3 separate regions of the Homo sapiens genome follow, and all the other regions are linked to region 2. A link is a loop called in an ENCODE intact Hi-C map of the cell type or tissue named here. Cell type or tissue: IMR-90. All regions are shown on one strand.

Region 1 (8,000 bases), 520 kb before region 2:
TTTAAAGTGGAAGGTAGGGACAGAAGAGAGAGGCAAAGGAGATTTTACTGTGGAAGAGTGGTCAAGGAGATGTCACATTGCTAACTTTGAAGATGGAGGAAGGGAGCCACAAGCCAAGGAATGCAGAAAGCCTCTAGAAAAGAGAAAAGGAAAGGAAATAGACTCTTCCCTAGAGCCTCAGGAAAGGGGTGCAGCCCTGCTCACGTCTTGATTTTAGCCCCGTGTCATTCGGACTTCTTACCTACTGAGCTAGAAGTAACAAATTTGTATTGTGTTTTTTTTGTTTGTTTGTTTGGTTGGGGTTTTTTTGTTTTGTTTTTTGTTTTTTTTTGAGACGGAGTCTCGCTCTATTACCAGGCTGGAGTGCAGTGGCGTGATCTCGGCTCACTGCAACCTCCGCCTCCCGGGTTCAAGCGATTCTCCTGCTTCAGCCTCCCAAGTAGCTGGGATTACAGGCACCCACCACCATGCCCAGCTAATTTTTGTATATTTAGTAGAGACGAGGTTTCAACATGTTGGCCAGGATGGTCTCGATCTCTTGACCTTGTGATCCACCTGCCTTGGCCTCCCAAAGTGCCGGGATTACAGGTGTGAGCCACCATTCCTGGCCAGAAATTTGTATTGTTTTAAGCCACTACATTTGTGGTAATTTCTTACAGGAGTAACAGAAAACGAATACAGATTATGTTACTGCTGTAACAAATACCTAAACATGTAGAAGTGGTTTTGGAACTGAACTTTGGGAGGAGGCAGGAAAAACACTGAGGAGCATGATGGGAAAAGCCTGTATGGCCTTGATCAGACTGCTGGGAGAAATGTGAATGCTAACAGCTTGGACAGTGAGGACTCTGGAATCAGTAATGAGCAGAGTCAAGAAAATATCAACCAATTTAGAGAACATGAACGGACTTGGAAGAAATATGGCTGTTAAAGGTGCTATGGGTGACGGCTGAGAAAGAAATGGGGAATATGTTAGGGGAAACTGGAGGAAAGAGGATCCTTGGTACATAGTGACAAAAAGCTTATCCAGTTCCTTGAAGTTATATGAAACACAGAATTTATAAACAATGAACTTGAGGCCGGGCAAGGTGGCTCATGCCTGTAATCCCAGCACTTTGGGAGGCTGAGGCGGGTGGATCACCTGAGGTCAGGAGCTCAAGACTAGCCTGGCCAACATGGAGAAACCCCATCTCTACTAAAAATACAAAATTAGCTAGGCGTGGTGGCAGGAACCTGTAGTTCCAGCTACTAGAGAGGCTAAGGCAGGAGAGTTGCTTGAACCCCAGAGGTGGAGGTTGCAGTGAGCCGAGATCGTGCCACTGCACTCCAACCTGGGTGACAGAGTGGGGCCCTGTCTCAAAAAGAAAACAACAACAACAAAAAAACAATGAAATTGGGTAGTTAGCTAAGGAGATTTCCAGGCAGTGTTGAAGGGTGTGGTCTGGTTTCTTCTTGCTGCTTACAGTAAAATGTGAGAGGAAACAGATAATTTGAGAGAAATGTTTAACAAAAAATGAAACAGAACTTGATGATTGGGGGAATTCTCAGCCTATTCAGATGCAAAAGACGTTAAAATGATGAAATTCACTGTCAGGAAAGTGTGCTTTAGAGAAAAAGCCAAGAACGTGGCTGGACAACCTTTTGCTAATACCTCAGAAAGATCAAAAGGTCAGAGTATCAGGCCTGTAATCCCAGCACTTTAGGAGGTTGAGAAGGGAGGATCGCTGGAGCCCAGGAGCTCAAGGTCAGCTTGAGGAAACATAGGGAGACCTCATTTCTACAGATAACAACAACAACAACAACAACAACAACAAAAATTAGCTGGGTAGGTGGTGCTTGCCTGTAGTCTCAGCTATTTGGGAGACTGAGGTGGGAGGATTGTTTGAGCCTGGAGAGTCAAGGCTGCAGTGAACTGTGGTTGCACCACTGAATTCCAGCCTGGGCAATAGAGCAAGACACTGTCAAAAAAAAAAAAAAGTTCAGAGTATTCTGTCACATAAGAGGTTTTTTGAAGAGATTAAGTGTGAGACTCATATATCCCCTCAGCTACCTCAACAGAAGACAGAAATAGAAACGGGCTTATCAAGCGAAGATCTGCAAAGGAGCATTTTGTCTAATGGAGTGACATACATGAGAGATCCACGGGGTTCTTGAGAATTTTATACCAGCAGAAACACTTGAGCTTGGACTGTACAGGATAGAGAGGGTATGAAATGAAAGAAGGCTATAAGATCCCCCAAATTCTACAGGCAGGAAACAAGTTGATAAAACCACCCAGCTGCAGCCATGTGCTGAACCTTTCATGAAAAAGGAAGAATGACTAAGAGGACAGAGCTGTGATCCCAGAGGGCAGAGCTTTGAGCTGCAAAGTATTATTTCCAGGCTTTGAAACCTAATGGAGTTTGTCTAACTTAATTTTGAAATTGCTTGGGACTAGTGACTCCTCTATTTCTTCCTTTCTCTCTTTTTACATGGGAATGTCTATTAGTGTTATCCTATGCTAGACCCAGTATCGTATTTTGGAAGCAGAAGCTTATTTTCTAGTTTCACACGTCCACAGGTGGAGAGAAACTTTGCCCCAGGATAGATTATGCTGAGTCTCATCCAAAACCTAATTTAGATAATATCCATGATAAATCTGAAACTCTTGAGCTAATGAGATTTAAATGAGACTTTGAACTTTGAGTTGATACTTTAATGGGCTGAGATTTTTAGGGACCTTGGAATAAGGTGAATGCATTTTGTTCGTGAGACAGGTATGAATACTGGGGCCAGAGAATGGTCTGTGGTAGGCAGAATAATGATCTACCAAAGATGCCTCCAGAACCTGTGAATCTGTTACATTACATGGCAAAAAGGGACTTTGAAGAATTGATTAAATTAAGGATTATGAGACAGGGAGATTATCCTACATTACCTAATAGGCCCAATATAATCACAAGGTCCTTAAAAGTGGAAAGGGGGCCGGGCGTGGTGGCTCATGCCTGTAGTCCCAGCACTTTGGGAGGCTGACGCAGGCAGATCACTTGAGGTCAGGAGTTCAAGACCAGCTTGGCCAACACGGTGAAACCCCGTCTCTACTAAAAATACAAAATTATCCAGACGTGGTGGCAAGCACCTGTAATCCCAGCTACTCAGGAGGCTGAGGCAGGGGAATCACTTGAACCTGGGAGGCGGAGGTTGCAGTGAGGCGAGATCACACCATTGTACTTCAGCCTGGGCAACAAGAGTGAAACTCCATCAAAAAAAAAAAAAAAAGTGGAAGGGGAAGACAGAAGAGAGAAGCACAGGGAGATTTTACTATAGTATGGTCAGTAAGATGTAACTTTGTTGGTTTTGAAGATGGAGGAAGGGGAAACCAAGAAATGTGGGAAGCCTCTAGAAGGTGGGAAAGGCTGGGCAATGAGTTATCTCCTTGAGCCTCCAGAAAGGAACACAGAGGAAAAACAATGGAGCAAAACTGGAAGCAAGGAGTTAAAATAAGAGGCAGTTGCAATACCCCCAAGCAAAAGAGGATGGTATGCTGAATAAGGTAGGTGCAGTGGGGATGGAGAGAGGTGGATGGATTAAACACCTATGAGGTATAGTCACTGGGACAAGGCGATAATATTTCTCGGGGAGGAGAGAGGGAAGTCTCTTCTCCAGGATGACATCCATAGTTTTGGCTTATGCAATAGGGCAGAGGGTGGGACCACTGGCTGTGTAGGCCACACAGGAAGAGGAACAGGTTTGTGGGCAAGAAGATAATTTCATTTGGGACATGTCAGTTTGGTGGTGCCTGTGGAACATCTGAGAAGCAGTTGGATAAGCAGGTCTGAGACTCAGGAAAACATATAGGCAGCAGTTAAAGTCAACCCGATGGATAAGATGGCCCAGGAAGAGTATAAAGAATAAGAAGATAGGACAGGACCTTGTAGAGTGCTAAGTAAGGGTGTGCAGAGAAAAGAAATCTGCAAGGGGCCTGAGAAAGAACAGCTGGAGAGGTAGGAGGAAAGCCAGGAGAGTGTAGTTCATGTAAGCGGACACTAAAGCTTATCAGTGTTGGACCAGCACTGGGAAGGAATCAGATGGAACAAGTGGGAGGTCAGATGAAACCAGGGTCAGGATTGGCAATTCTGAGGAGTTTGGAGTTGCTCTGTTCTAGCTGGAGAGAGAAGCACCTGTGGGAAGCTGATGGTTGGTATTTTCTGCCAGGCATAAGAGGGCAGCCAGAGGCCAGGTGAGCAAACCTGTTTAGCACTCTGGCTCAGCCCAGAATGGGCAGCTGTTTCCAGGAAGGGGTTCTAGGTCGTCTCACTGTGCTGTAATTAAGAGACTCAGCCCCTGCCCCAACTTGCTCCACGGGACTGACCAGCTGTGTTTGCTCTTCTCTAGCAGGGAAGGGGGATCATCTGTCACCTACTCTGTTTTCTGAACATTCATCCCACTCCCTGCCTTTCTTACAAAGTTCCTTCTGCCAATTAACCGGGTGTGGTGGCGGGCGCCTGTATTCCCAGCTACTTGGGAGGCTGAGGCAGAAGAATCGCTTGAAACCGGAAGGCAGAGGTTGCAGTGAGCAGACATTGCGACACTGCACTCCAGCCTGGGCGAAAGAGCGAAACTACATCTCAAACAAACAAAACGAAGTTCCCTTCTGCCGAAAACAAATATCCAAAGCGTTCTGGGCACTGTGCTAAGTACTTCATGGTCATCAAGAGACACTATTCTCCCCATCTCACAAATGAGGAAACTGAGGCTTAAAGAGATGAAATGACTTGCCCAAGGTCACAGTCAGTATGTGGTAGAACCAGGATCCAAGTCTAGCTGAATCCAAATTCTAAGTTCTAACTCCCCAGAAACCACGACTGCTCCCTCGCTGGGTTCCCACAGTGCTTTATCTGCCTCTATGCCCGTTTCATCTCGCTAGCAGCTCCTGGAGAAAGGGGCTTTTAATTCGTCTTGTCAAGCTGTCATCATGGTGTGCTGCCGCAGAGGACCACTAGGTGCCGCCAGAGCACCAGCCAGCCTGATTTACTGCTCACCTGGAGTCGGTCTAAAGGAGCAACTGGTGGGGAAGGGAGCTGGGCCTTTTCTTCCTGCCCTGCAGCCCACCTCTCCTTCCTATCGGAGGTGGGAAGAAACGACTGGAAGATTGGAAGGTTAGAAATTAGAGATTTGGCCGGGCGTCGTGGCTCACGCCGGTAATCCCAACACTTTGGGAGGCAGAGGCAGGTGGATCACATGAGGCCTGGAGTTCGAGATCAGCCTGGCCAACAGGGTGAAACCCCGTCTCTACTAAAAATACAAAAATTAGCCGGGCGTGGTGGTGCACATCTATAATCCCAGCTGCTCAGGAGGCTGAGGCAGGAGCTGAGGTTTGAACCCACGAGGCAGAGGTTGCACTGAGTCGAGATGGCGCCACTGCACCCCAGCCTGGGCAACAGTCAGAGCTGGTCTCAAAAAATAAATAAATAAATAAATAAATTTAGAGATCTGAGGAGTGTAAACTGGAGCAGCCCAGGGCTCAAGTCAAACAGAAGATCCTAAGAGTTCTCTAAGAAAGCTAGAACCAGCAAAATAAAATATTGCGGCAAACATCTCCAGGCTGGGTCTCAGCCCCACTCCTCTGTCCTCCCTTTTTGTGCAGATCCTAAAATGCACAACCCTATGCTGTGGCTGTAGTGGAAAGTGGGGAAAATGTATGTTACTGAGACCTATCCAGAGCTAGAAACTGTGGGAAAACAGGTGTGTGTCCTTGGGGAAATCACTTCACACCTCTAAGCTTCAGTCTTCTTGTAAATAAAATGAGGATAGGCCCAGCACAGTGGCTCACGCCTGTAATCCCAGCACTTTGGGAGGCCAAGGTGGGAGGATCGCTTGAGCCCAGGAGTTCAAGACCAGCCTGGACAACATAGTGAGACCTCTTCTCTATTAAAAATAAATAAATAAATAAAATGAGGATAATCAAGGGACCTACCTCGTTGAGCGGTTGTGAGGAGTTAAAGACAAAATGCATGTACCACACTGATACAATATCTGTCATATAGCAAGTGCTTAATAAATATTGTTATAAACACAATAATTATGATAATATAAATATTTAAATGATAAGCATTATTGTTGTATTTGTCAGGATTCTCCAGAGAAACAGAACCAATAGGATATATATAGATAACGTAAGAGGAAATTTATTACGGGCGTTGGCTCATGCGATTACAAAGGCCAAGAAGTCCAATGATAAACTGTCTGCAAGCTGAGAACCAGGAAAGCCGGTAGCGTAATTTAGTCCCCAGTGGAAGGCCTGAGAGTGGGGTTGGGGAGGGAAACCGGTTCAAGAACCAGGAGCTCCGATGTCCAAGGGGAGGAGAAAATAGATGTCCCAGCTCAAGGACAGAGAGAATTCACCCTTCCTCTGCCTTTTTATTCAAGCCCTCAATGGACTGGATGCTGCCCACTCACATAGATGAAGGTGGATCTTCTTTGCTCTCAGTCTACTGATTCAAACGTTAACTCTTCCAGAAACACCCTCAAAGGCACACCCAGAAATAATGTTCTACCAGCTAATATCCCTTAGTCCAGTCAAGATGACACGTAAAATCAGTACACAAAATTAACAGTCACTGCTGGGCGTGGTGGCTCACGCCTGTAATCCCAAAACTTTGGGAGGCTGAGGCGGGAGGATCACCTGAGTTCAGGAGTTCGAGACCAGCCTGGCCAACATGGTGAAACCCTGTCTCTATGAAAAATACAAAAAAATTAGCCAGGCATGGTGGCGGGTGCCTGTAATTCCAGCTACTCTGGAGGCTGTGGCAGGAGAATTGCTTGAACCCAGGAGGCAGAGGTTGCAGTGAGCCGAGATCACACCACTGCACTCCAGCCTGGGCAACAGAGTGAGACTCCATCTCAAAAAACATTATAAGCAAATCAAAGAAAATTGAGGACTACCAGATTATAATTTCTGACCCATTATCTTTCACCCAACTTGGTCTTGAACAACTAGTAGCTATTTCTCAAATCCAATCCACCTTCAAGGTTTAACAAACAAATAAAAATATGTTCACACACCTTCAAAATAATCTGATAGAAGTTCTGAAGATAGGCTGGGTGAGGTTCACACTTGTAATCCCAGCACTTTGGGAGGCCGAGGCAGGCAGATCACGAGGTCAGAGGATCCAGATCATCCTGGCTAACAGGATGAAACTCCATCACTACTAAAAATACAAAAAATTAGCTGGGCTTGGTGGCACACAGCTGTAGTCCCAGATACTCGGGAGGCTGAGGCAGGAGAATCGCTTGAACCCGGGAGGCAGAGGTTGCAGTGAGCCGAGATCGTGCCATTGCACTCCAGCCTGGGCAACAAAAGCAAGACACCGTCTCAAAAAAAAAAAATTAATGATCACCATTAATAATAAGTGGTAGTTCTCGGCCGGGCGCAGTGGCTCACGCTTCTAATCCCAACACTTTGGGAGGCCGAGGCGGGTGGATCACCTGAGATCAGGAGTTCAAGACCAGCCTGGCCAACATGGTGAAACCCCATCTCTACTAAAAATACAAAAATTATCCAGGCGTAGTGGTGCAGGCCTGTAGTCCCAGCTACTTGGGAAGCTAAGGCAGAGAATCGCTTGAACCCAGGAGACCGAGGTTGCAGTGAGCTGAGATCGTGCCATTGCCCTCCAGCCTGGGCAACAGAGTGAGATTTGGTTCCAAATAATGAAAATAATAATAATAATAATAATAATAATAATAATAATAATAAATGGTAGTTCTTAGCTGCTGCCTTCATGATGACATCATTTAATTATCTTCTCACACTACAGGCCTGACACATAACGTCCTCAACAAATATTTGTAGGATAAAAAAATAAAAATAGTTTTCACTCATGTTCTCTGTGTTAATCCAGCTTGTTGATCCTGGAGAGACTTTCTGGATGTGGTGTCTTTAAGGATCAACAGGAGTTTGCTGAGGATAATTGCACCTTCTATATTAAACAGAACAGTGCCTAGATAACAGAGAAAGTGTT
Region 2 (8,000 bases):
TTTCTTCCCCCTCCCCTCCCCTCCCCTTCCCTTCTTTTTCTTTCCTTTTCTTTTTTTGAGACAGAGTCTCGTTCTGTCAACCAGGCTGGAGTGTGATGGCACCATCTTGGCTCACTGCAATCTCCACCTCCCAGGTTCAAGGATTCTCCTGCCTCAGCATCCAAGTAGCTGGGATTACAGGTGCACGCCACTATGCCCAGCTATTTTTTGTATTTTTAGTAGAGACAGGGTTTCTCTATGTTGACCAGGCTGGTCTTGAACTCCTGACCTCAGGTGAGGTCCTTGAACTCCTGACCTCACCCGCCTCAGCATCCCAAAGTGCTGGGATTACAGGCATGAGCCACTGCGCCTGGCCTGGACGCTCACTTTTCATAACAGCTCAGGAGTCTTGTAAACTTCATGAAGAGTGGGATCTTGACACTGTCAATGCTGTGGGAAACAAAGTCTCTAGCACCTGAGTTTGGGAGAAACCAGACATGGAGACGATCCGTTTCACATGACCACATGCCAAGCCAGACTGAGCCTCTGCGGAGGCAGCAAGCACTGAGTTGGATTCATCTCTGTATCCTGAGCACATGGCTGGTACTTGGTGATTACTGTATTGAGAGAATGAATGAAAATCACAGTCTAGTGAGGAAAACAGACACATAAACAATTTTAAGACACCCTGAGTGCTGTGACAAGGGACTATAGCAATCACAGAGTGAACAGAAGAGGAAAAGGGCCCAGCGACACTGGGGATCTCCTGCAGTGACACCAGGACTAGCACACTGGTTTCTTTGCTGCCCAGAGCACCATTGGAGTAGATGCCCCTGGGGATGCCTGCCCAGCCTATAGGCTCTCCCTCGGCACCACGGGACTGGTCCCTGGCGGCCCCTCAGCCATGGGCTGTGGGTGCATGACCCAAATTGGGCAATGGGTTCCCTGTCCCACAATCTTGCTGTTGGGATTCAGAGAAGCCAGTGTGCTTCCTCTGGTTACTTGACCTGAGACCTGAGAGCCAGCCATGTTTGGCCATGAGAGAACTGGGGGAAGTCGTGCTGCTCAGAGGTATAAGAGTGAAGCAGATGTGCAGAAAGAGGGTGGATAGGAGACAGTGAGGCCCAGAGACAGAGAGGAGCTTCCGGGCTTCTCATTCTTCAGATCCTGGTTCTCAGGCCTCTTGAGGTCTGGCTGCCCCTACCCTCGGGTTCCATGTGCCATCTCTGAAGACGTGATTAAAAGCTCTCAGCTGGAGCTTGCCTGAGTGAATTTCTGTTCTGTGCCACTGATTCTTGGTTAGCATTGTTCCCACTGATGGTCACCATCACGCTCAAGATCACAGCAGACATTTCCATAGCCCTCACCACGTGCAAGACTGTTCTGAGAGCTTTACATGTAACGACCCATTAAATCCTCGTAATAGTCCCATGAGGTAGGACAACTATCATCCCCATTTTTACATTTTCTTCTTCTTTTGTCCTCGCTTTTCAATAAAGAGATGGAGCTAAAGAGAAGATAAGTAGTAACTTGTTCGTGGACATACAGCTAATAAGTGTATGAGCTCATATTCAGCATTGCAGTTTTATCACATTTTATTGAGCAAAAGTTTGTACATATTTTTTAATTGGAAGAATGCAGTTCTAAATGCCAAGCACCAAGAGGGCCCTGAGTGAGTCCCTTCTCCTGTCTAGGCTCAGGATCCTTGCCAGAAGCATGAGGCCAGGTGGGCTGGGAACCAGCCTGCTCAGCCCGCCCAACACATCCTGCCTCTCACTTTCCCGGGACTGGCAGCGGAAGCGCGGGAAGGAGCTGCTGGGCCGGGTACAGGGCTTGGCGGCAAAGTGGGTTGTGCAGCGGGAGGCCAGAGCCGCGCCCTGGCACCTGGCAGGCAGCCCAGCCCCACCGTTGAGAAAATACCTACAACAAAGGCATCCTCCCACCAACAAAGGCGTCCTCCCACCAACAAAGGCATCCTCCCACCAACAAAGGCGTCTTCCCACCAACAAAGGCGTCCTCCCACCAACAAAGGCGTCCTCCCACCAACAAAGGCGTCCTCCCACCACACTGGCCACCTCTCCTTGTCCCTGCAACTCCTTGGCTGAGGAATCTGACTTCTGGGCCAGGACAGGTTGGGTCCTTACATGGCCTCAGGAGGCTACAGAGAGGCCTTGGGGCCCAGCCTGGAACACCTTCCTGGCTCTCCTGGGTGGACGTCCCAGAGAGTGGTCCTGGTTCACCCCACATTGCATAGACTCCAGGCCAACTGCCACCCGGGCACGGTGCTGCGCTTCCTGAGCCTCCGAACACTGCCATCCTCCTCCATGATGTCCGAGGCAGGTGGCTTCACAGATCTAGGTCCTGGAATCCCCCCAGCCAGGAGCTCCCCCTCAGAGCAGTGGCTTGTCTTATGTGCACTCTGGACACAGGTGTGTCTGTGGTGAACAAGAAATGGCCCTGCAAAGGAATTTGGACATAATCCACAATGGGCGTTTGGGAGAGTCAGTCTGGACTGGGGCCTGGGAGAATGAAAAGTCAGGAGCCCCTGAGACTCCAAGAGTGTTGGCATGGGTCTTGGCGGACATATCTTAAGCAAAGCACTAGAAGCTCCTCTGAGAGGTCCAGCCTCCTGAGGTGGTAGCCCATGGCCAATTCCATCCCTCCTTCTCCTGAGCAACACCTGAGGGCCATGGGTTTGGGGAAAAGACCAGCTTGCTGCAACTCTTTCATTCAAATAGCAACTGGCCCTGGAGCTCCAGGCCAACATCAAGCCTTGCTCCACCCCTGCGCTTTAGGGACTGTTGCCATCAGGGCACTGCCAACCTATGTGGTGCTCATGATGACTCAGAAATAAGAACCTGTTTCCTCTAGGCTGATACAGCCCTGCTCCAGCCCCCAGCAGTGCCAAGTGGAGCAGGGTGTGGACTGGCCTTCAACCCCGCTCACCTCTCCTCTATATGGTCTTGTGCAGACCCATCCTGCACTGTCTTATGCAGGTGCAATGCCTGTTAGGATAATCCCAAACATGACCCTGGGCCCCTGATCCCCAGGCCAAACCCCACCCCCTGACCTGGATATTCCCTGGGCTGACAAAAGGAGTTCGGCCAGGGAAGGCTCCTCTTCACTGGCCCAAACCAGCTTCAGACAGCGGGGCAAGGATGTAGGAGCCTTCTTCCCAGCAGAACCCCCGGCCCTGGAGTGGCCCCAGATGAGGCAGCTCCCATCTGTGTGGGTAGCCCTGAGGCTATCCTGAGGGCAGGATGCTGTGCAGGGGAGGAACGGACCTCCATTATGTGATTCTGGGTGGAAGGTAAACAAACCCTGGTTAGGCAGAGGTGGCACAAGCCCACAGCCTTGGGCTCAGCCTTCTGTCTCCCGAGCTCACTGCTCAGTGCCCAGTCCCAGGAAGCCCACAGGCTCTAGGCCTAGCCTGCCTCAATTTCCATTTGTTCCGCCCCCTCATGCACCTCAGGGCCCAGGGTGGCACCAGTGCCCACCACAGAACCAGGCTCAGAGCACATGTGGCACAAATGCTCATGGGATGAATGACGGACTAAAAGAATCATCCAGGCTGGGTGGGCATGGTGGCTCACGCCTGTAATCCCAGCACTTTGGGAGGCCAAGGCAGGAGGACTTGAGTCCAGGAGTTCAAGACCAGCCTGGGCAACATAGCAAGACCCTATCTCTACAAAAAAATTAAAAATCAGCCAGGTGTGGTGGTGCATGCTTGTAGTCCAGATACTTGGGAAGCTGAGCCCAAGAGGTCAAGTCTGCAGGGAGCCATGATTGCACCACCGCACTCCAGCTTGGGCGACAGAGCAAGACCCTGTCTATAAAAAAGAATCATCCAAAGGAAGAGGGCGCTCCTGAGGCAGGTGTGGGCATGGGCACCGTAGCCCGTAGCCGCAGCTCCTCCACTCCTGGCTTGGGCCTCTAAGCCTCACTTCCTCTCCCGTAGAACACTCATGAGACACACCTGCCTCGTGTGGGCCTGGGCAGCTTGCTGTTACTAATAAAACAGCAGCAACACAGGACAGCTTCACTTCCTGAAACTCCCTCTGTCACGTGCTTTGCATGAATCCTCACACCGTCTCACCAGGGGCGCTCTCCCAGTTTCACCAGTGACTTGGTGACAACCAGCATCGCTCACGAAGCGTCAGCCGTATCCTTTCTGTGTGCAGTGGGGTGTGGGTTGTGTGGAGCCGCGGTGTCTGTGGAATTCACAGGCTGGGGCCGGAATCCATGGCCCCCGTCGCCGCTGCCACCCCCCAGGTGCTGGGGTGACCTGATCCAGGGTTGGGGTCTAAGCTGCTGGGGGGTTGGAGTCTTGGGCTCTGGCCCACGTCCGCCTCTGATTGGTTCTACCACCTGAGCTGGTCACTGTCCCTCCATGGGCCTCAGCTTACCCTATGGTAAAGTGAGAACTAGGGGGTCAGACTCCTTGATCACCAAGATCTCTGACCACAGCCAAGGCTAAGGGAAGCGCAGGAAAACGTGGGTCCCGTTCAAATTCCCGGCCTCTCTCTGCCCCCTGGTGGACACAAACAGCCTAGCATCTCGGGGGAGATGACGGTGGGAACCAAGTGGTTCCCAGGGACTTGAGGACTGGCTTGTGACCTCTGCTAAGACTCTCACCGCTGAGTCACAGTCCCCATCTGTTAGATGGGGGTGACAATAGAACCAACACTATTAGGATGTTTTGAGGATTAAGTGCTGTGACAAATGGGAAACACTTGCTACTGAGCCACGCACATACAAAGTGTCCAATAAATGTTAGTCATCACTCTCACCCCGCCTTCTCCCTAACCTCTATATCCCATCAGTCACCAAGTGCTGCTGCTTCTTGCCCCTCTCGCACCCCCTGCATCCCTAGATGACGTCACATCATCTCCCTCCTGGATTCCTCCAAGGTTCACCACCTTCTCCCCAACCCCTCCAGCCATCCTGTGCCCCCACTCAGGGACCTCAGCTGTCCACTCCACAAGCCCAGACCTGAAAATGCCCCACTGTAGTCAGTTGTCCAAGTGCTTCAGCCCTGTCCTCAGGGACCCTGCCCCACCCCCATTCAGCCTTGGTCACCCTGAGCCTTTCTGTTCCCTGTATTCTGACCACACTCAGCTCCCAGCACCCTCTACTCAGGCCCAGTGCCTGCCTCCCAGGCAAGTCCAATTAAGGGATGCCTGATTAGTCTTTGCTTCCTTCCTCCTCCCCTAGCTCTGCAGGAGCCCAGAACCTCCCTAGGCCTCAGTTTCCTTATCTGCCAAATTGGACTGCAGGAGGATGAAAAGAGAGAATATGCTGAAGTACCTAGCCTAGAGTAGCCACTCCACAGAGGCAGGTGCCTGCAGCTGGGATGGAGGGTTCAGCTCTGTCACAGCATATTAGGAAATCATAACCTGCCATTTAGAAGGTGAGGGGTGAGATATAAAGAGAGCTCCAAGGCCCCACTGCAGACCCAACCCTGGCAGTAGTGTGCTCTGAGCAGTGAGTACAGACGCGACCTCCAGGCACAGCACAGAGCTGAGTTAGCCTCCTCCATGTGATCTCTCTCTCTCCATCCGCTGCAGGACCAGGTGTTCTCCACCTGGCTCAGTGGCTCCAGGGAGCAGGACAGGGACTAAAGTGCTGACAGCCCTGACTGTGATTTAGGAGGAGGGAGGCACACGAAATGAGGCAGACCCCTTCTGAACCTCTGTCAGGGCTGGGGTCAGAGATACAGACTGGAGTCCTAAGGGCCTGTACCCAAAGTCTGGGAGCCAAAGAGGGGGAGCCCTCAGTGGTCCTCCAGTTTATTTGGGGAAACTGAGGTGGGAATTGGGAAAATAAGTTCCTTAGGGTTACACAGAGCCTTCATTAACTCAACACATTTTTTCTTCTACTTAATATTTTGGCCAAGTAATATATTCGCGTCATTCAAGAAATCAACTATTTCTTCAAAGAATTGATATCCCTTAAGAAGTCTCAGCTGGGCACTGTGGCTGACACCTGTAATCCTAATAATTTCGGAGGCCAAGGCGGGAGGATTACTTGAGTCCATGAGTTCAAGACCAGCCTGGGCAATATAGTGAGACCTTGTCTCTAAAAAATGAGCAAAAAATTAGCCAGGTGTGGTGGCATGTGCCTGTAGTCCCAACTACTCAGGAGGCTGAGGTGGAAGGATCGCTGGACCCTGGGAGGTCAAGACTGTAGAGAGCCACAATCGTGTCACCACACTCCAGCCTGGGCAACAGTGAGCCCTTGTCTCAAAATAAACAAAGTCTCCCTGCTACTTCTACTTCTATCTTTATTCCATTGTCCACCTCATCCATCCACTATAAGTCAATTTTATTAGTTTCCTAGGTGTCTATTTCATATAAATAAAGCAAGTATCAAATGTTATTCCACCCTTTTACTCAAAGGAGAGTATACTCTGTTCTGCATCTTGCCTTTTTCATTTAACAATGTATTTTGTAGCTTATGTCAGTCCATAAAGAGCTTTCTTGTTTTGTGTGTGTGTGGAGTTTGTTCGTTTGTCAGCTGCCTAGTATTCCATGGTGAGGATGTTCTGTAGTTAATTTCACCAGTCCCTTCCTTAGTAATAGACATTTGAATTGTTTCCAGACTGACGCTATCACAAACCATCCTGTGATGAATAACCTTATGCACACAGGGCTGATGACTGGGCAGAATATCAGAGCATGCTGCACTAGTTTTTGAGTTTTTTGTTTGTTTTTTTGAAGACGGGTCTCACTCTAAATAAGAGTCTGATCTGCTGACCTAGGAGTTGTGCCATCTCATTGGCTGTGGTAGCTAAAGGAAAGGAGAGACTTTTTTTTTTTTTTTTTGAGACAGTCTCACTCTGTCGCCAGGCTGGAGTGCAGTGGCGTGATCTCGGCTCACTGCAACTTTCGCCTCCCAGGTTCAAGGGATTCTTCTGCCTCAGCCTCCTGAGTAGCGGGGACTACAGGCACGCACCACCATGCTCAGCTAATTTTTTTATTTTTAGTAGAGACGGGGTTTCACCACGTTGGCCTGGATGGTCTCGATCTCTTGACCTCGTGATCCGCCTGCCTCGGCCTCTCAAAGTGCTGGGATTACAGGCGTGAGTCACGGCGCCCAGCCAAAAGGATAGACTTCTAATCATTGTCTCTAGAGCATGGTATCCTGTTGATAAGGAGCATAACTCATAGTATTATAGGGAACCAGGAGTCCATGTATACACTCGCTGGGACTGTCCTCTTCACCCAGGGACCAAGCAAGGGAAACATGATCCAAGAGGCAGTGTCATTGTCAATAATTATAGAAGATTATAGGTGAGCCAGAAAGCAACCCTCTTCCCTAATAAAAAGATATTCCGGTAGGGTGTAGTGGCTCACGCCTGTAATCCCAGCACTGTGGGAAGCTAAGGCGGGCAGATCACTTGAGGTCAGGAGTTCGAGACCAGCCTGGCCAACATGGTGAATCCCTGTCTCTACTATAAATACAAAAAAATTAGCCGGGTGTGGTGGCGCATGCCTGTAATCCCAGCTACTCGGAAGGCTGAGGCAGGAGGCAGGGATGCCTCCAAGTCCCTTGAACCTGGGAGGCAGAGGTTGCAGTGAACCAAGATTTAGCCATTGCACCCAGCCTGGGCAAGAGAGCAAGACTCCATCTCAAAAAAAAAAAAAAGAATTGGTGGGGGCCGGGCGCAGTGGCTCACACCTGTAATCCCAGCACTTTGGGAGGCCGAGGCAGGTGGACCACTTGGGGTCAGGAGTTTGAGACCAGCCTGACCAACAAGGTGAAACCCCGTCTCTACTAAAAATACAAAAATTAGCTGGGCATAATGGCCTGTAGTCCCAGCTACTCGGGAGGCTGAGACAGGAGAATTGCTTGAACCCGGGAGGTGGAGGTTGCGGTGAGCCGAGATCCTGACACTGCACTCCAGCCTGTCCAGCCTGGGCGACAGAGCGAGACTCCATCTAAAAATATATATATATATATATATATATACACACACACACACACACACACACACACACACACATATATATACACACACA
Region 3 (8,000 bases), 160 kb before region 2:
AGAGTGTACGACCCGATCCCAGCCAATGGGAAAAGGGTACAGGGGCAGGACTTGCGTCAGGAATAAAGGCTCTTGTGCTCCATTGTTCAGGTGTGCTCTCATGGCGACTGGCCAAGGAGAAGCACCCCTCTGCGCAGAAGTAAAATTGCTTTGCTAAGAATCCTGTGTTTGAGTGTTCAATTTCCTTAGGATTTTGAACATTATTCCCAACAATTCGTTTTAAATTTAAAATTAAATAGGCAATGTGGTGTGGTTATTACATTGAACAATGCAATTTAGCTTAATGCAGTTTGTATATATGAAGGGGATTGATTTTTGTGTAATAATTTTATACCCTTTTTCCTTACTGAGACTTCTCATCGTTTATAGTAGTTTTTCAGTTGATTCACTTGGGTTCTCTTGGAATACAAACATGTCATTGACAAATAAAGATAATTTTACCAGGCCGGGTGCAGTGGCTTACTCTTGTAATCCCATTTGGGGAGGCTAAAGGCAGGTGGATCCCTTGAGTCCAGGAGTTCAAGGCCAACCTGGGCAACATGGTGAAACCCTATTTTTAAAAAATGTATAAAAACAAAAATAAATAAAATAAAATTAAACATTTTACATATATCTTTCCAATTTTTATTTCTTTTTCTTGTCTAATTACATTATCTAATGCAATTTATATTGCTTGTTTATATTGGCCAATGAAATGTATAGTGGCTGGGCGTGGTGGCTCATACTTGTAATCCCAGCACTTTGGGAGGCCAAGGTGAGCAGATCACCTGAGGTCAGGAGTTCAAGACCAGCCTGACCAACATGGAGAAACCCCGTCTCTATTAAAACTACAAAATTAGCCAGGCATGGTGGCGCATGCCTATAATCCCAGCTACTTGGGAGGCTGAGGCAGGAGACTCGTTTGAACCCAGGAGGTGTAGGTTGCAGTGAGCAGAGATCGCTCGCCACTGCCCTCCAGCCTGGGCAACAAGAGCGAAACTCCATCTCAAAAAAAAAAAAAAGAAATGTTGTATAGTAGTAGTGGTGATAGTTTGTAGGCTTGTCCCTGACAGTGGAATTCCTAAGTGTGATTTCTTCCCTATTTATATGAAAATGTTGCAAACAAGTGGCAAATGAATTTTTTTGGCCTCCAAACTTGCTCATGTTTGCTGTGTTTAGAAGTCCTACTCATTGTTTCCCAAGATAGAAATCTAGGCATTGCCGGGCTCCATGGCTCACACCTGTAATCCCAACATTTTGGGAGGCTGAGGAGGAAGGATCGCTTGAGCCCAGGAGTTCGAGACCAGGCTTCGCCACATAGCAAGACCTTATCTCTACAAAAAATCAAAAAATGAGACAGGAGGATCGCTGAAGCTTGGGAGGTGGAGGCTGCAGTGAGCCATGATCGTGCCACTGCACTCCTGCCTGGGCGACAGTGAGATGTTCTCTTAAAAACGAACAAACAAAAAAGAAATATAGGCCAGGTGCAGTGGTTCATGCCTGTAATCCCAGCACTTTGGGAGGCCAAGGCGGGTGGATTACAAGGTCAAGAGATCAAGACCATCTTGGCCAAGATGGTGAAACCTCGTCTCTACTAAAAATACAAAAATTAGCTGAGCGTAGTGGCACTCGCTTGTAATCCCAGCTACTTGGGAGGCTGAGGCAGGAGAATCACTTGAACCCAGGAGGCGGAGGTTGCAGTGGGCCAAGATTGTGCCACTGCACTCCAGCCTGGCGACAGAGTGAGACTCCAGCTCAGAAAAGAAAAGAAAAGAAGAAAAGAAAAAGAAATATAGACATCACTTTCATACTCTCTCCCCCTCTCCCTCTCCATCTCAATTATATCCAGTCCTACCAGCTGCCAAATCAGTCCTTTTCTATCTCCACTGCCTCCACTCGTCTTGTACTCATCAATACCACTCATCCTTGGAACATTACATGAGAAGCCTCTTCATTCGTCTTCCAGCTTCCCTTCTCACCTTCTTCAATTCTTTCTCCTCAGAGCAGCTGATAGGTCTTTCCAAACTCTTCATCTATCATATGGCTTCCCTGCTTAAAATTCTTCAATGGCCTCCCTCTGCTCTTAGGATAAGGACCAAAATGCTTAACACAACCCACGAAGCCATGTTGTGGACCATCTGCCTCTGCCTTCATCCTCAGCCTCATCTTGCATCCCATTCCCTCAATCTTTGTGCTCCAGGCACACTGGCCTTTCTGTTCCTTGACTCCACCATGATCTCCCTGGCCTCTGGGCTTTAGCACATGCTGTTCCTTCTCCCTGAGATACTCTCTTTTTTTCTTTGAAACAGAATTTCACTCTTGTTGCCCAGGCTGGGGTGCAATGGCACGATCTCGGCTCGCCGCAACCTCCGCCTCCCAGGTTCAAGCAATTCTCCTGCCCAAGTAGCTGGGATTACAAGCATGCACCACCACGCCTGGCTAATTTTGTATTTTTTGTAGGATGGAGTTTCACCATGTTGGTCAGGCTGGTCTCGAACTCCTGACCTCAGGTAATCCACCTGCCTCGGCCTCCCAAAGTGCTGGGATTACAGGCTTGAGCAATTGTGCCTGGCCTCATTCACTACACTCTGGCCACACTGGTCTCCTTTCTGTCCTTCCGATATTCCAAGCTCTTTGGGGCCTTGGGGTCTGCGTTGTCTCCTCTACTTGCAATGCTTTCCCTCTAAGCTCTCTTCACATTTAGCTAATTCTCATCCTTCATGAGGATCACTTTCTTTTTCTTTCTTTTTTTAAATTTTTTTAATTTTTTATCTTTAGTAGAGATGAGGTCTCACTCTATTGCCTAGGCTGGTCTCGAACTCCTGAGCTCAAGTGATCCTTCCACCTCAGCCTCCCAAAGTGCTAGGATTACAGGCATGAGCCACTGTGTCCAGCCAAATGTTACTTTCTCAGGACATTCTTTCCTGAGCACTTGACTTAAAGTAGTTCCGTACCAGTTTCCTCCATCACATCACCTCGCTTCTTTCATGATGCTTATTACGATCTGAAATTATTTATTTGTCATTGATCTCCACTGAGAATGTAAGCTCTATTTTGTTCACCACTTTGTCCTCAGAGCCTAGTTGGTGTGTGGCATATAGTAGACTCATTGTAAATATCTGTTCGGATCAATGGAATCGATATTCCAAAACAATGTCAGATCTGGAATTTCCTCTTTGAAACGTGGAGGTGCTGCTCCTTTCTTCCAGCAGGTGGCGCCAAAGCTGCACCTGGTCCTTACCAGAGGTGTGGATGGGCTGTGAGGTTGGCAAGACAGGGCAGCAGGGCCGAGTGAAGAGGGAGAGACAGGGTTTGTTGTAGTAATGCTGGATCCAAGCATAGAGGAAGTCAATATGGCTCTTCTCCCAAGAATAAGTAGGTATGATCTGTCCAGAAGGGACCTAGAGTAGCCAATGACCCAACAGACATTGCTTCCCCTCTTCACCCGTCCCACCCCGAAAGAAGTCCCCAAGAATTCAACAGGGGATCTTGGAAGAGGAGAGCAATTTTCTGTGAGTGTGAAACTGGAGAGAAGCAAGGGTGTTCAAGTGTAAATCCCCTGGCCGGGCGCGGTGGCTCACGCCTGTAATCCCAGCACTTTGGGAGGCCGAGGCGGGCGGATCACGAGGTCAGGAGATCGAGACCATCCTGGCTAACACGGTGAAACCCCGTCTCTACTAAAAATACAATAAATTAGCCGGGCGCGTGGCGGGCGCCTGTAGTCCCAGCTACTCCGGAGGCGGAGGCAGGAGAATGGCGTGAACCCGGGAGGCGGAGCTTGCAGTGAGCCGAGATGGCGCCACTGCACTCCAGCCTGGGCCACAGAGCGAGACTCCGTCTCAAAAAAAAAAAAAAAAAGAAAAAGAAAGAAAAAATGAAAAGTCTAAATCCCCATAGGAAGTTTGGGGAAATTGTGACCTGGAGAGAGGTGTCACAGTGGGTCAGTGGGAGTTGGGTCTGATGCCCAGCCAAAGCCTGCTCTGGTCACAGCTCCCATTCACTCAGCTCCACGTGCCTGCCGCACCCCACCATGCCTGGCCCTCGGCTCAGTGTGGGAGACCACGATGAAAGAGACGATCCCTCTGAGATGTCCCAAAGGCAGAGGGGTAGGGACTGCTTCAGAGGGGCTTGCTGGAGTCAAGACACATTGGATGGGTGTCTGCCAGGTAGAGCTGCAGCAGGAGCTGCAAGACCAGGGTCACGCAGGTGGCCTGCAAAAAGAGCTGCATCTAGATCTGGGCCTGGGGAGGTCAGTAGGGTACTCAGACAGGAACTCACAGAAGGATTTCTAGGAAACTTTTTGTTTTGTTTGAGACAGGGTGTCCCTCTGTTCCCCAGGCTGGAGTGCAGTGGCACAATCATAGGTCACTGCAGCCTCAGATTCCTGGGCTCAAGAGACCCTCCTGCTTCAGCTGCCTGGGTAGCTGGAACTACAAGGTGCAAGCCACCACACCTGGCTAATTGTTTTTTGTTTTATAGAATCGGGGTCTTATTATGTTGCCCAGGCTGGTCTTGAACTCCTGGCCTCGTAATCCTCACACCTCAGCCTCCCCAGTAGCTGGGATTACAGGCAGAGCCACTACACCCAGTTTACAGAAATGTTTCTAAACAGGAGAGCTACTGAGTTATCTTGGATAGTTTGCAGAAAGAAGGTGAGGAGATCAAATTAAAGTCAAGGAGACAAGACAGGATGCTTGTCTATTCACCCAGGTAAGAGAGCATAATGCCTGAGAAGTAATTGTGGGGCTAAGAAAGAAACAAGCTTGAGTGGTTTGGAAAACTTTAATTTTTTTTTTTTTTTTTTTTCAGGCAGAGTCTTGCTCTGTTGCCCAGGCTGGAGTGCAATGGCATGGTCTCAGCTCTTTGCAACCTCCGCCTCCCAGGTTCAAGCCATTCTCCTGCCCTCAGCCTCCCAAGTAGCTGGGATTACAGGCATGTGCTACCACGCCTGGCTAGTTTTGTTTTTGTTTGTTGGTTTTTGGTTTGTTTCTGTTTTGAGACTGGTTCTCTCTGTCCCCCAGGCTGGAGTGCAATGGCGCGATCTCAGCTCACTGCAACTGCTGCCTCCTGGGTTCAAGCGATTCTCCTGCCTCCGCCTCCTGAGTAGCTGAGATTACAGGCATGCACCACCACACCTGGCTAATTTTTGTATTTTTAGTAGAGACGGGGTTTCACCATGTTGGCCAGGCTGGTCTCGAACTCCTGACCTCAGGTGATCTGCCCGCCTCGGCCTCCCAAAGTGCTGGGATTACAGGCGTGAGCCACTGCGCCCAGCTGAAAACTTTAATTTTTTTTTTTTTTTAAAGACAGGACTTGGTGGTTACTGGTTAGAGTGGAGGGAGAGAGGAGGTATAAGTGGGCTTCTATAAACATTATCTCAGAGTCTCTGAGCAGGCCAGCTCCAGAGGCCATAACAGACTCTAGGCTCCTGCCTTGCCCAGACAGCCTGACATGAGATGGCTGATACAAAGACAGTGTGTGACTTGCCTTGGTGTTGACAAAACCATTGGTTCACCTAACAGCCTTAAGTAGTGGTTAAGAGCCCAGGCACTATAGCCAACCTCGATTCAAGTATCAGCTCTTCCAGTGACTGTCCAATGACCTTGAGCAGGTTACTTAACTTTTCCCTGCGTCAGTTTCCTTATCTCTTAACGTGAGGATGACAATAATACCTTCCTCATAGGGAAGTTCTGACAACTATCTGAAGACTAACTGAATTCATACTTATTACACACATGTAACCATGCCTGTTAGTAACGCTTAATGTAATTTATCAAAGTAACCTGGCAGAACTTCATCAGTAAAAATGGTGGACCTCCCTCCCACCCAAAACGGAGCCCCACACTCAAGGTAAGAACCAAGCCAGAATAGCCTAAGAGCCTCTCTTGTCTGGGCCTCATTTATCTATTTATAAAATCAGGAGATTTGACTAGTAGCTCCTGATCCTGCCAGCTTTGCCTTCTTGTGATTTTGGGGGCTTGGCCTAAGTGTGAGACCCAGTGGTGTGTTAGGCAAGCTCCTACCAGCTTGTAAAAGCCAACTACTAAATGTTTAGGAAATGTTCAAATGAACAACCATGGATAACTTGAAATTGGCTATGGTGGGAGTTATTCATACCATGGAAGTTAGCCAAGTGCTCCCAACTAGGCCTTCCCCACCACCCTGTTCCCTACCGGAGGTGTTTGGTTTTTTTTTGTCACCAGTGCGTCTGTGGTAAAATCCTCCCTCATCTGATACACACATCCAGCAGGTACATTCTCACCTTTCAATACCATCAGTAACAGTTGTGGAGAAAGAACCACCAGTCTCCAGGGACCCCACAGGCCTCCAGCCCCACCAGCCCTGCAGGCTCAGGCATGCACCAGGCAGGAAGCACAGTGTACAGGCACACCCAGAGCAAGCATCTGTCTGCCGGTCCCCTGGTCATTCTCAGACACAAGGAAGTAGACAGTGGCGATTACGGTATTGGAGTCTTACAGAGTTGGGATAAAATTCCAGTTAGGTCACTAAAGGCTGCGTGACTTTAGCTAAATCCCTCTCTACACTAGGGTGTTCTTATCTTTCAAATAAGAACAGTCTTGACTTAGCAAGAGGCCAGGTGTAGTGGTTCACACCTGTAATCCCACTACTTTGGGAGGCTAATGCAGGAGGATTGCTTGAGTCCAGTGAGAAGGATTGGCCTGGGCAACATAGTGAAACCTCCATCTCTACAAAAAAATTTAAAAATCAGCCAGGCGTGGTGGTGCATGCCTGTAGTCCCAGCTACTCGAGAGGGTGAAGCAGAAGGAAGGATTGCCTGAGCCGAGATTGCGCCACTGCACTCCAGCCACAACTCCAGACATGTTCGCCCCCACCCAGTAGCACCTGGGGCTCAGTGTGTTCTCTAACGGAGTCTTAAGGCAGAAGGGCTCAGTGAGTGGCTGAGGACACAGACAGAAACAGGCAGCTGCTTTCCAGCTTTTATGAAAATTAATAACATTAATAGCTCACAGACATATACATACACACACATTGCTATGTACACAGTCATTAAGTTATTAATTAGGCTCTGTAAAAAAAAAGGTTTCTACATTAGTGTTCCGGGCTAGGCCCGATCAGTCCTTGGCATATTCACAGTGGCAGCCCCAGGGCTTGGCCCCACAGGCAGGCAGAGGGGAGGCAGGAGGCCACAGAGCAGCCGGCCCCACAGTGAGCACAGCAAGTGTCCTGGGCCACCTCCTTGAGTCTTCAGTTCCCTTCCTAGCACCTGCAGTCCAGCTGCTCAGCAAGCCGGCAGACAGGTCCTGATCCCTTCTGTGGCCTTCTGCATGGTGGCTTCGGGCAACGTGGCGGGCCCTAGAGGATGCTAGCCAGCTCTGTGGAGTCTGTTTCTGAGCAGCCAGAGCTGCTGGCCTCGTCCCTGCAAGAGAGAGAGGAGATGGGTTGGAGGAAGCATCCATCCTTACCCCTCCTCAGCCCCACCTGCCTCCTTCCTCACGTGATCTTGGCCCTGCTGTCGGACTAAAGTGAACCGCGGGACACAGAGTTTGCTCACTCCCACTTTCAACTGTTGGTTGGTCTGTTTACTGTCCTTGCTGCACACAGGGTACTGCAAACCCTAGATCTACACTCTCGCCTGGGCTGGCTGACGGGCTGGCATGACTCACTCCAGCCTGCCCACTGGTTTCCCCAGATGCAGGGTCAGGCCACACTCGAGGTCCTATATGCCAGGAGGCTGATGAAGAGTGCAGTCTCTGGAGCCGGAATGCTGAGGCTCAAACCCCAGCTCCGCCCCTTTCAGCTGGGCCAGGTACTCTTCCTGCTGAAACCTCAACTTCTTCACCTGCAGAGGGGGAACCCTAAGAACCTGATACTTAGGGTTGTTGGAGGGGTATGGGAGGTGATGGATACACACGTCCTATAACAGGCTCCTTAAGGACAGAGATTTTTGTCTTGTTCACTAGAGCAGTCAATGCCTAGCACATAGTAGGCAGCCAGTATGTATTTGTTGAATAAAGGTAAGACCACTTAACACAGTGCCT

The links. Hi-C counts contacts between places; a loop is a spot of excess contacts. Peaks named below come from ENCODE experiments on the same cell type or tissue, not always from the same donor. Only the 100,000 strongest peaks of a DNase experiment are listed, where the experiment ranks them.
Region 1: a loop joins it to region 2, with 10 times the contacts of the local background. A loop is called at or near these places in 7 of 110 quality-filtered maps.
Region 3: it touches region 2 in a loop (15-fold over the local background); 102 of 110 quality-filtered maps call a loop at or near these places.

Annotation. Positions count from the first base shown.
Region 1 is chr1:40,335,870-40,343,869 of GRCh38, reverse strand. No RefSeq gene overlaps it. Among named protein-coding and RNA genes, the nearest start is that of COL9A2, 23 kb to the right of the region's middle. In IMR-90, a CTCF peak has its summit at 4,979 (motif pointing right); a DNase peak (open chromatin) is centred at 4,959; H3K27me3 peaks cover 505 bases.
Region 2 is chr1:39,813,500-39,821,499 of GRCh38, reverse strand. LINC02811 (long intergenic non-protein coding RNA 2811) reads left to right here and starts at 4,040. Exons shown (of 4, transcript NR_186710.1): 1 at 4,040-4,251. RefSeq lists enhancers at 3,744-3,913, 3,762-4,757. In IMR-90, a CTCF peak has its summit at 4,527 (motif pointing left); a DNase peak (open chromatin) is centred at 4,649; H3K27me3 peaks cover 783 bases.
Region 3 is chr1:39,968,883-39,976,882 of GRCh38, reverse strand. MFSD2A (MFSD2 lysolipid transporter A, lysophospholipid) reads right to left here. Exons shown (of 14, transcript NM_032793.5): 14 at 6,927-7,378. The coding sequence ends at 7,315. Among named protein-coding and RNA genes, the nearest start is that of MFSD2A, 18 kb to the right of the region's middle. In IMR-90, a CTCF peak has its summit at 3,196 (motif pointing right); no DNase peak of the experiment used is centred here.